2 separate regions of the Homo sapiens genome follow, and region 2 is linked to region 1. The links are chromatin loops, found by intact Hi-C in ENCODE. Cell type or tissue: K562. All regions are shown on one strand.

Region 1 (2,500 bases):
CTATATCTTGGCTCCTTGTGAAAGCAACCCTGGGCTAAGACTGAGCCTTGATTTCATTCTAGAAATTCCTGTTGGTTTTTACAACTCAACTGACTATCACTTTATGGTCACCCCCAGGGAGCTAGATGCCTCCTTAACAGGCCCCACCTGGTTGGTAAGCAGCGAAATTATTTTCCTTTCTACATGCCATCTAGTGACTGACTTAAAAGTTGTTGCATCTCCATTCCTAAGAGCTCTGCTTTTGAATTGTTTTGGGATAAACCTGTCTCAAGCAGGGAATCTCAGCACTTTATTTCTTTTCAGTCCTTTAATCCTAATGCCAGGGCCTTACTCATAAAGCTTCGTAAATCTGTGGCCACTGAAATATCCTCTCTCCACCTGCCAATAACTTCTTAAACACACATTTTTCATGGAAATTGTTATTAGCCAAGCTCTTCTCTGCCCTCTTTAGGGACACATCGCCGTGCAGATTCAGCCAGGTACTTGTGGGTTCGGTTGATAAGACTGAGAATTCCTCGTTCCTCAGTTTCCTCGTTTGTAAAAATCGAGCTTGTAAAAATGGTATCTATCTCACGGCTTTGCTGTAAGAATCGAATGAAATAATGCACACGCACTTGCACAAAACCCGCTATATTATTATTACATTCTACTTTAAGACTGAAAATCATGCAAAAAATTGTTTGCAAATTCAAGCCAGATATCGTGTCCTGCTTACTAGAGAATCGCTCATATTAAGTCAAGCACCCCTCTTAGGGCTGCAGGCTATAGGAACAGTTTCTGCCATGAGCGTGCATCGATGAGGTTATCCACCCGCCCCCTCCACTTTGTGTGTCTGGGTCTCCAGATTTCATTATAAAGAGGCAGAGCCCATCAGAGAACTTGATCGGCAGCCAGGAACGGTTTTTTCCTGCTCTGGTCCTTTGTCAGGTCTTTGTTCCGCCCCTGGCTACACTCGATAACAGAACCACTTACTGGCGATTCACAGGAGGGGACCGGGCGGCAGGGCGGGGCGGGGCCTGCGGGGCGCGGGGCCGCGGCGCGGAGCCGGCGCAGCGATTGGGTTCACCCGGGGGGCCGCGCTGCGCGGAGTGCCAGGCTGCGGGCGGCTGCAGACCTGGGAGCGGAGACCGGCCCGCCGCCCCCGACGCCGCCGAGCACGTCAGCGGCGCGCAGCCGGGGCTCGGAGACCGACGGGCAGAACGACGGGCGGCGACTGCGGCGACCGCGGGACGGCGAGAGGCACGCGGCGGGAGGGGACCGGAATCCGCAGCTCCGGCCGCGCCATGGACGGCAACGACAACGTGACCCTGCTCTTCGCCCCTCTGCTGCGGGACAACTACACCCTGGCGCCCAATGCCAGCAGCCTGGGCCCCGGCACGGACCTCGCCCTCGCCCCTGCCTCCAGCGCCGGCCCCGGCCCTGGGCTCAGCCTCGGGCCGGGTCCGAGCTTCGGCTTCAGCCCCGGCCCCACTCCGACCCCGGAGCCCACGACCAGCGGCCTCGCGGGCGGCGCGGCGAGCCACGGCCCTTCCCCGTTCCCTCGGCCCTGGGCGCCCCACGCGCTCCCGTTCTGGGACACGCCGCTGAACCACGGGCTGAACGTGTTCGTGGGCGCCGCCCTGTGCATCACCATGCTGGGCCTGGGCTGCACGGTGGACGTGAACCACTTCGGGGCGCACGTCCGTCGGCCCGTGGGCGCGCTGCTGGCAGCGCTCTGCCAGTTCGGCCTCCTGCCGCTGCTGGCCTTCCTGCTGGCCCTCGCCTTCAAGCTGGACGAGGTGGCCGCCGTGGCGGTGCTCCTGTGTGGCTGCTGTCCCGGCGGCAATCTCTCCAATCTTATGTCCCTGCTGGTTGACGGCGACATGAACCTCAGGTACGGATCTGTCTATTCCTTGGGCATCTGTCTCATCCCAGACGCGCGTTTACGGCCGTGGGCTCACGACGAAGGACAGAGGCAGTGGAGGGGTTGGAATTAGGCGTGGAGGAAGGAGGAGAAAAGGAGAGGAAGTTGATGACGCCCCGGCTTTAGAAGTCAAGGCCGACCTGCAGGTTGTGCTGCTAGGGGAGCAAGCTAGACGGCGAGGGAGCTGCTCCAAGGCTGGGATTCCATGCGCAGCGCGGCCCTTCAGCAGGGTCCCTCGCCGTCCTCCCCGAGCGTCGGGGTGGCAGCGCAGGTCGTTGTCCAGTGGAAGACAAAGAGAAGGGGGAGTCTGAACTAGAACTCGCCGGCAACGTAAAAGTAAAATAGGGCTACTGGCCCGTCAGAGAAAGTAATCTCACATAGAGTGCAGGATTGTTGAGTCCGACCAACAAGTAGCAGTCAGCAGCTTTACCATGGCTTACCTTGCAGGGGGCTTGCAAGGAAGAACGTTCCTTCCCCTCAGAATCATCCAGGCTCAATAGACTTTATAATGTCGAGGGCAGCAGTACCGAGACAGGGGGCTTGTTTTTCCTCCCTGCCTTGGGTTCATAATTCCATCGGTGTTAGACGTGCTGCTCT
Region 2 (2,500 bases), 360 kb before region 1:
ACCTGATAATATTCCCCTTAGTTGTCTTCACTGTCTTCTGCAGCCTGGAATTTAGGAGAAAATATTTTCAAAAATTCTTATGTTTCCTGATTCAATAGCAAAGACAATGGCCTTTAAAGAAAGATACAGACCTACCCTACCACTGCTTTAATTATGACCCAATTTTATTTAATTTCCCTCAAAGTCCAAGAACAGTGGTGAGCAGGAAGGCAAACCACTGCTTTGTTTGTGGTTCCATCCTCTGCCCAGCAGAGTTGCTGCCCAATAAATAATCATTGCGAGAAGAAAAATCACACTATGAAAGCCAAACAGCTCCCTGGTGTTCCCTTGCTTGGCATGACTTTCCAAGACAGCAGGCATCTTTATTTACAGGTTGAAGTGTTGGGCCAAAATTCATTCCAATGCAGGTATCAAGGAGTATTCATTTCATGATCATTTTCAATTTACAGCAGCACAGGTGTTCCCAGTAAGTAAATAGACAGCGCCCTTCCACAGGCATTCTGTGATTACAGAAGCCATTCTTTGAATTGTTTTGCCGATTAACCTGCAGAGGGAAAGCTCTTGAGCTTTTAGCAAATTCCCAACTTAGGCAGGAACTCATGCATATCAAGGGCCTTTGCCAGAGTGACAAAAATGCCCCAGAGATAGGCAATGACTATTTGCCTGCTGGAAGGAAATGTGGAAAGAATATATTCGGGCTTGAAGATTATCACTGAAGGAGCTGAGCTTCCTCTCCCAGGCTTACATCTGCGCTGTTCTTTTCATCTACTTCTCATTCCTCAGTAAATATCTCTAATGATGAGCCTCAGGCCAGCAAATCAGAAAAAGGGCATCGCATCAGATGTAATCTCTGTGACCTTTAGAAACCGGCACATCTGTCATGGGATAGGCAGTTGGCCCTCCCATCTTTGGTATTTGTGTTTTTTCCTTGGAAGGATTTGCGCCCCTCTGTCCTCTAGGAGAGGCTCCTATTGACATTCCTTCCACCCCCAGAGGTTCCTGGGTGGCAACAGCTGGGCTGATTGGGAACAGGTTTCCACCAGGGGGCACTGGAAGAAAGCAAAAGTGAGAAGCACCCCTTCTCAGAATAGCTCCTAAGGTCATCTCTGAAGAGGACAAAGGAACAGATGTGAAGAACTGTGGGGCCCGGGCTGCGCGGGAAGCAAAGCCGCTGTCGCTTCCTCATGTCTAATGTTTTGAAGTTTACATCGTCACCTCCAGTTCATCCCCTGGCATTTCCGATGTCAGGGTTTCGTTTTGAATCAGTGCCTTGAGTGAAATGCATTCCTACTGAATTTGGTCATCATAATAACTGGCACATGGCTAGTGATTTATATTTAAAAACATGGCTTGAAACTGGCTCAGTTTTGAGAGCTGCCTTAACCCAAAGACCAGGCTTGTTGCCCAAGCCAGGCGCTCCAGGTTGTGGTTTTAAGATGAGGAATGTCTGATACCGGCTGCTTTTGCAGTTGATGGGCTGTGGTGAGTGGGGAAAGCCTTAAAAACTTGTGGCTTTGGAAAAATGGCTCTGGGTGACCAGAGCTGATTCTGTAAGTTTGCTGCAACATATCCTTTTTGTTTTTTTTTCCAGAAATTTACAGAAAGGCCAAACTTCCTCATTACTCTGCCATAAATGCCCACCACTACATCCTTTTTTTTTTTTTTTTTTTTTTGAGATGGAGTCTCACTCTGTCTCCCAGGCTGGAGTGTGGTGGCACGATCTCAGCTCACTGCAACCTCTGCTCCCGGGTTCACGCCATTCTCCTGCCTCAGCCTCCCGAGTAGCTGGGACTACAGGTGTCTGCCACCACGCCCGGCTAATTTCTTTTTGTATTTTTAGTAGAGACGGGGTTTCACTGTGTTAGTCAGGATGGTCTCGATCTCCTGACCTCGTGATCCACCTGCCTCGGCCTCCCAAAGTGCTAGGATTACAGGCGTGAGCCACCGCGCCCAGCCTATCTTCAAAAGGCCCCATTTCTTAAGGGCCTTTTGAAGATAGGCACGTTTTAGCCACATTAACCCATATTATCTGGGGAGAGTGACACATAACTAGCTTGGCTATAGCATGGATGGATTTCTACCTCTGAACAGGAGTTAGAAAAGACTTCCAAGTTGGAGTTAGACTTCTTGGTTTGGAGTTAGACACCAAACCAAGACCCCACACCAAGGAGAGGGGAAAATAGTAAAATTGGGACATTGAGTTTTTCACATATTTATTCAATTTAGAAAGTTATCCTTTATTCTGAGTTTATGCCCTTTATACATTTGGGGTCTGAAGTGATCCTGTGTCTGTGTTCGCACGTGTGTGCACTTTTCCTTTTGATACTAAAATGTCCATTATTCTAAGAAGTGATGGTCTCCAGAGATGTTAGTTTTTCTAAATGTATGGATAAAATAAGTGAGTAATTTGTGTTAGACCTTGACTGTTCTGTTTTTTTGACATTATACTGCCAGTGAAACCTTAAAGAAGGGAGGATAACTACTTTAGGGGAGTCACTGG

What was found. A loop is a pair of places that touch in the nucleus more often than their neighbours do. Peaks named below come from ENCODE experiments on the same cell type or tissue, not always from the same donor. Only the 100,000 strongest peaks of a DNase experiment are listed, where the experiment ranks them.
Region 2: a loop joins it to region 1, with 2.7 times the contacts of the local background. A loop is called at or near these places in 2 of 110 quality-filtered maps.

The regions. Positions count from the first base shown.
Region 1 is chr4:48,482,279-48,484,778 of GRCh38, forward strand. SLC10A4 (solute carrier family 10 member 4) reads left to right here and starts at 1,065. Exons shown (of 3, transcript NM_152679.4): 1 at 1,065-1,873. The coding sequence starts at 1,284. RefSeq lists silencers at 985-1,034, 1,115-1,244. In K562, no CTCF peak of the experiment used is centred here; DNase peaks (open chromatin) are centred at 983, 1,633, 1,733 and 1,853; H3K4me3 peaks cover 1,921 bases.
Region 2 is chr4:48,126,911-48,129,410 of GRCh38, forward strand. All of the region lies in intron 1 of TXK (TXK tyrosine kinase), which reads right to left. Among named protein-coding and RNA genes, the nearest start is that of TXK, 6.1 kb to the right of the region's middle. RefSeq lists an enhancer at 229-1,091 and a silencer at 442-736. In K562, a CTCF peak has its summit at 1,035 (motif pointing right); a DNase peak (open chromatin) is centred at 1,061.